2 separate regions of the Homo sapiens genome follow, and region 2 is linked to region 1. Evidence: chromatin loops called from intact Hi-C (ENCODE). Cell type or tissue: CD4-positive, alpha-beta T cell. All regions are shown on one strand. Region 1 has its middle 21 kb from the start of DNAH6. Region 2 overlaps DNAH6 (dynein axonemal heavy chain 6).

Region 1 (2,500 bases):
GGCAGGTGGAGGTTGCAGAGAGCCAAGATCGTGTCACTGCACTCCAGCATGGGTGACAGAGCGAGATTCCGTCAAAAAAAAAAAAAAAAAAAGAGTACATATTGTCTAATTACAATTATATGAATCTCTAGAAAATACAAATCTAATTTACAGTGATAGGGAATAGATCAGTTATTACCTGGGGCTGGGAGAGGGGTAGGAGATTAACTGGCAAGGGGAACAAGAAAATTTTGGGGAGTGATGGAAATGTTTTATATCTTGGTAACTTTGGTGGTTACATGGGTATATAAATGTGTACAAATTCACTGTACTGAATTTCTTAGAACATGTGCATTTTATAATATGTAACTTATAACAATAAAATTGATTTAAAATTATATTTCTAGTATTAGACCTCAAAATCACAGGTGGGAGTTTCTAAACATACAGATTTCCAGGACTCATGCCAGATCTGATGAATTAGAATCTTTGGCATTGGCACCCAGGCAAGTATTTGCTTGAAAAATTCTTATAGGTGATTCACATGAATATCTCTGGTTTAGAACCACATCTGCAGGTGAAGAAATATAAAGATGAAAATATTTTAAAGTTACATTAAGTATTAATGTCATAAAACAGTTTGCATAACATGATTATATTTTTGTAAGCCCAGAATATATATAAACTCAGAAACTACATAGAAGAAAAACATAAATATTTAGGAGATTTATGGTTATTTTTATGTGATGCCCTTTGCTATTCTGTGTGTTTAAAAATAAAGACCATATCCTACTTTTACAATGAAAAAATTAGTTACTTTTAAATTAGCATAAGAAGGCTTAAAGTGGAGGGACCATGAACTTGGTGGAGGCCAGGATGAAATGGATCAGGAGCACTGCTGAAAGATTTAGTTTTTGATAAAAAGAAATGACATCTGTCCCATGTAGATGGAAGAAAGGTGGCAGTGGGTTAGGTAAAGTGATAGATTTGGGGCCTTATTTATTCTATTTCCTCTCTGAAGCAGGAGATGTGGTCAGCTGCTGAGAAGCGTGGAGGTGGGAGTGGGAGAGGCGTCATATAATTTATACGGGAGTTAATGTCTCTTCAGCCTTGGCTGTCCAGTGTAATTTCAGGGTCTGTGAACTGCTTACAATTGTATTCATGTTTGTGTGCGTGTATTTCTTTGTCTGTAACGTTGATAAGATTCTTAAAAGAGTCTGTGACCAATCACCTCTCAAAGATGAGAATTAGACATAGTCTGCAAGTGGGGCACTCTTAAGTGTTGGCATAAGTCACGGGCTGCTTAACTTTCTGAGGGGTTTGTGATATCGTATTCTGTTGCTTCATCACCACCTCGTGGTCAAATATATGCATTACCAGATTTTGTATCAGGGCAATGGTTTCTTAAATCTGAAAGGAACTTGAGGCATTATATGGTCTAATGCCCCATTAGTTATGAGAATTAATAATTATTATAAAGTTTTCCTTCAAAATATTGAACCAATGTGAATATGTATGAGTGATGAGCCCTGCCAAGCCTAGATAATTACATTTCAAGACTTAAAGGTCTTTGCAGAGGTGATCTCTAAGTTAGTGTTTTTGTGATTTGAAAAGGTCAAAGAGGCTGGACGCAGTGGCTCATGCCTGTAATCCCAGCACTTTGGGAGGCCAAAGTGGATGGATCACCTGAGGTCAGGAGTTCGAGACCAGCCTGGCCAACATGGTGAAACCCTGTCTCTACTAAAAATACAAAAATTAGCAGGGCATGGTGGTGCATGCCAGTAATCCCAGCTACTGGGGAGGCTGAGGCAGGAGAATCGAGTGAACCCGGGAGGTGGAGGTTGCAGTGAGCCGAGACTGCCATTGCATTCCAGACTGGGCAACAGAGCAAGACTCTGTCTCAATAAATAAATGGTCAAAGGGCATTTAAACTTAGTTGCATATTAAGATCACTTAGAGAACTTTGAAAAATTCTGATGCCCAGGCCACACATCATATGAATTAAACTCTCTAAGAGTGAGAGATCCAGACATTGATAGTTTTTCTAAAGTGTCCCCTACCCCAGGTGATTCCACAGAGACACATCTGAGAGCCTCTGCCACAGCAGCTTGCTATTCAAGGTGTGATCCATTGACTAGCAGCATTGGCATCACCTGAGAGCTTGCTAGTCATGCAGAATCTCAGATCCTGCTCCAGACCTCATGAATCAATCTGTATTTTAATAATTCCCAGGTGGTTCAGTTCATATTAAATTTTAGAAGTGCTGCCATGGAGAACAGAATTGGTGTCCAGTAAGTCTGCTGGATATGGAAGGCTGGAATGGTGCCTGGAAGGTGAGTTTCTCATCTTTGATCACATCCAGTTACAGGAAATGCATTATATCTGTGCCTCTGTTAGATAGTTCTAATTTTCAGAAAGTTCTGTTTTGGGTAGATGTCAAAATCTACTCTCTAGTCACTTCTACAAACTGTCCCCGTGTTTTTTTCTAATGTTTGAATGCAGATATTATTCTACTCTTAAT
Region 2 (2,500 bases), 250 kb before region 1:
ATCTATTAGGATCTTAGAAATTCTGGTTAATGTAGACTTTAAACCACCACACTTAATGGGTTTACTTAGTTAAATAAATATTCATATTAGAAGTATAAGAGTAATTACCAAAAAATAAAAATAGAATTTCAAATCAGTAGAGGGGAAAATAAAGAGTGTGGATGATGCAACTGAAGAAGAAAGGAAGGAGAGGAGAAATAAAGGATATAAAGAAAGGAAGAAGGAAGAAGAAAGAAGAAAAAAGGAAGCAAAGAAAAAGCTGGCAGAAAAATATGCCCAAAATAAAGATGACCAATGTAAGTCCAAACAGATCAGAGTTTCTTAACTTTACTAATATTGACATTTTGGATGCTGTAGTTATTTGTTGTGGAGGGTTGTTCTGAGCACTGTAGGATGTGTAGTAGCATCTCTGGTCTCTACCCACCAGACGCCAGTAGCACCACCCCAGTTGTGGCAAACAAAAATGTCTCTAGACATTGTCAAATGGAAATCTTCCTCAGTCAAGAAGAACTTAAATAAATCAATAGCCATAATAAATATAATCAAATTAAAATTTGTCTGTTAAAAGAAAGACTTTCATGTTCCTCAAAACAACAACAAAATCCTACTAAGATACACCAAAAACATAATGATGACACACAAAAAATGGAAAGTAAAGAGTGCAGAAATATATAGAGTGGGAGTACTAAGAGAGGCTTGCTGTAATAATATTAATATTAGAAGATGTATTTTGAGGTTTTAGGTCAGGATGGCTGACTAGATGCAGGTATTGCGTGCTGCCTCCATGGAGAAGAGCCAGAATAGTAAGCAGATACTCACAGTTCAAACAGGTAATCTAGGAGAGAATGCTTGGATTCATTAGAGAAGAGACATGAAGTACCAGAAGTAAGTAAGGAGAGGGTTCAAGTTAGCTTGCGCAGCCAGGAACTGACTGGGCTGGGAGATGGTCCTGGATGCAGGGAAACAGTAAGAGGGAAATCCCTGGAGCTCCAAAACAGGGTTTTAAGATCTTGGCTACAGGAGAAACCCTTGACCCACTAGGGCCTTGTGCCTGACATATGGAACTGCCTAAAGATTGTACAGAGACATTTCTCTAGAAAGGGAACCCACACACAATCCCACAGGAATCCGAGCCTGGTGCAGCCTCAGCTGGGTGCCATTTTGAGAACCCAGATCCTGGGGATTTACAGACACAGCTGCAGCCACTGTGCTGCTCCAGGGAGGGAGAGGGGAGAACGGGCACACTCATGCACCCCCTAGAGGGTACTTGCTGCCCTGCTATGAGCTGCTGTTGAGACTGAGATATGAGTTGACCACACTTCTCACAGCTTCCTGCTTATGCTGCTTGCCTGAATGGTGCCCCACCCTCTTTAGCCCCAGGCCCAAGGTGCCCTTTTGAGAGTTTAATGCTGGGCTGAGCTCCATGCTTTGTTTAGTTTGGGCTGATGTGGCTGTAGCCTCTGCTTGGCTAAGGAAGAACAGGGAGACCAGGTCATCCTACTCATACCTAGGACAATACTCACAGCTCTGTAGCAGGCTGCTGTGAGACAGATGTGAATGAACCACACTCCCCACAGCTTCTTGATCATGCTGCCTGCCTGGGCAGTGATCCGCCCTCCCTGTTTTCAGGCCCAAGGCACCATTTTGAGAATGTAGTGCTGAGCTGTGCCTCATCCTTGGCCTGAGTTTGGGCTGATGTGACTGCTGCTGCCACCCAGCCAAGCAGGGAAAGGGGACCAAGGCTCTCCTATATATACCTAGGACAATGTCCAATGCCTTGCTACGAGCTGCTATGAGACTGAGACTTGAGTGGACCACACTCCTCACAGCTTCTCGTCCATGCTGCTCGCCTGAGAGGGGCTCCCCACTCTCTAGGTGCAAGCCCATGGCTGACACCATTTTGAGAGGTTAGAGCCATTGTTTGGTAACCTGGCAGCGGTGGCCACAGCAAGCATTTTGGTCTTAGGTGAGATTAAAGTGCTTGTTCTGGAAGGGGAGAAGGGTCCCCACAGGCAGAATTGAGCAGTGAGTGTGGAGAGTGCCCCAGTAGTAGGTGGTGGAATTACGCTCTCTCCCATCACAAGACTGGAGTGGGAGGAGAGTTGCTGAAGCTGAGGTTTTTCCCAGAGGGCAAGACTTTCAGTCAGAGACAGCTTTGCAACCTAGAACTGGTCTGCATGGGTCATAACGGGGTGTCCCAGCCTGTTTCCTTGGTCAGTTGGGGAACAGTGCCCCACCAGCTCTGAGGCGTGGGAGGGAGGCAGACTCCACTCCCCTGGAGATCTAACCCTTGCTGCAGACTGTCCCTAAAGGAGGGGAGAGTGCAGCCCACCAAAGACCCCCTTGGATAAAAGAAAACATGGGTGCAGTGCCAGCCACTGAAGGTGGTACCACCAAAGCCTGGGAATGGACATGGAGAGGGGGTCACACTTGCTCCGCCACCCTTCTTCTCAGTGCCCTGTCATGGATTTGGAAGTGACTCTTCACTTTGGAGTCTGGG

What was found. A loop is a pair of places that touch in the nucleus more often than their neighbours do. Peaks named below come from ENCODE experiments on the same cell type or tissue, not always from the same donor. Only the 100,000 strongest peaks of a DNase experiment are listed, where the experiment ranks them.
Region 2: it touches region 1 in a loop (2.0-fold over the local background); 3 of 110 quality-filtered maps call a loop at or near these places.

Annotation. Positions count from the first base shown.
Region 1 is chr2:84,494,564-84,497,063 of GRCh38, reverse strand. It overlaps a transcript of DNAH6 not described here. Among named protein-coding and RNA genes, the nearest start is that of DNAH6, 21 kb to the left of the region's middle. In CD4-positive, alpha-beta T cell, a CTCF peak has its summit at 1,329 (motif pointing left); a DNase peak (open chromatin) is centred at 1,303.
Region 2 is chr2:84,740,409-84,742,908 of GRCh38, reverse strand. The region is part of intron 62 of DNAH6 (dynein axonemal heavy chain 6); the gene reads right to left. Among named protein-coding and RNA genes, the nearest start is that of TRABD2A, 140 kb to the left of the region's middle. RefSeq lists an enhancer at 1,347-1,396. In CD4-positive, alpha-beta T cell, a CTCF peak has its summit at 1,211; a DNase peak (open chromatin) is centred at 1,258.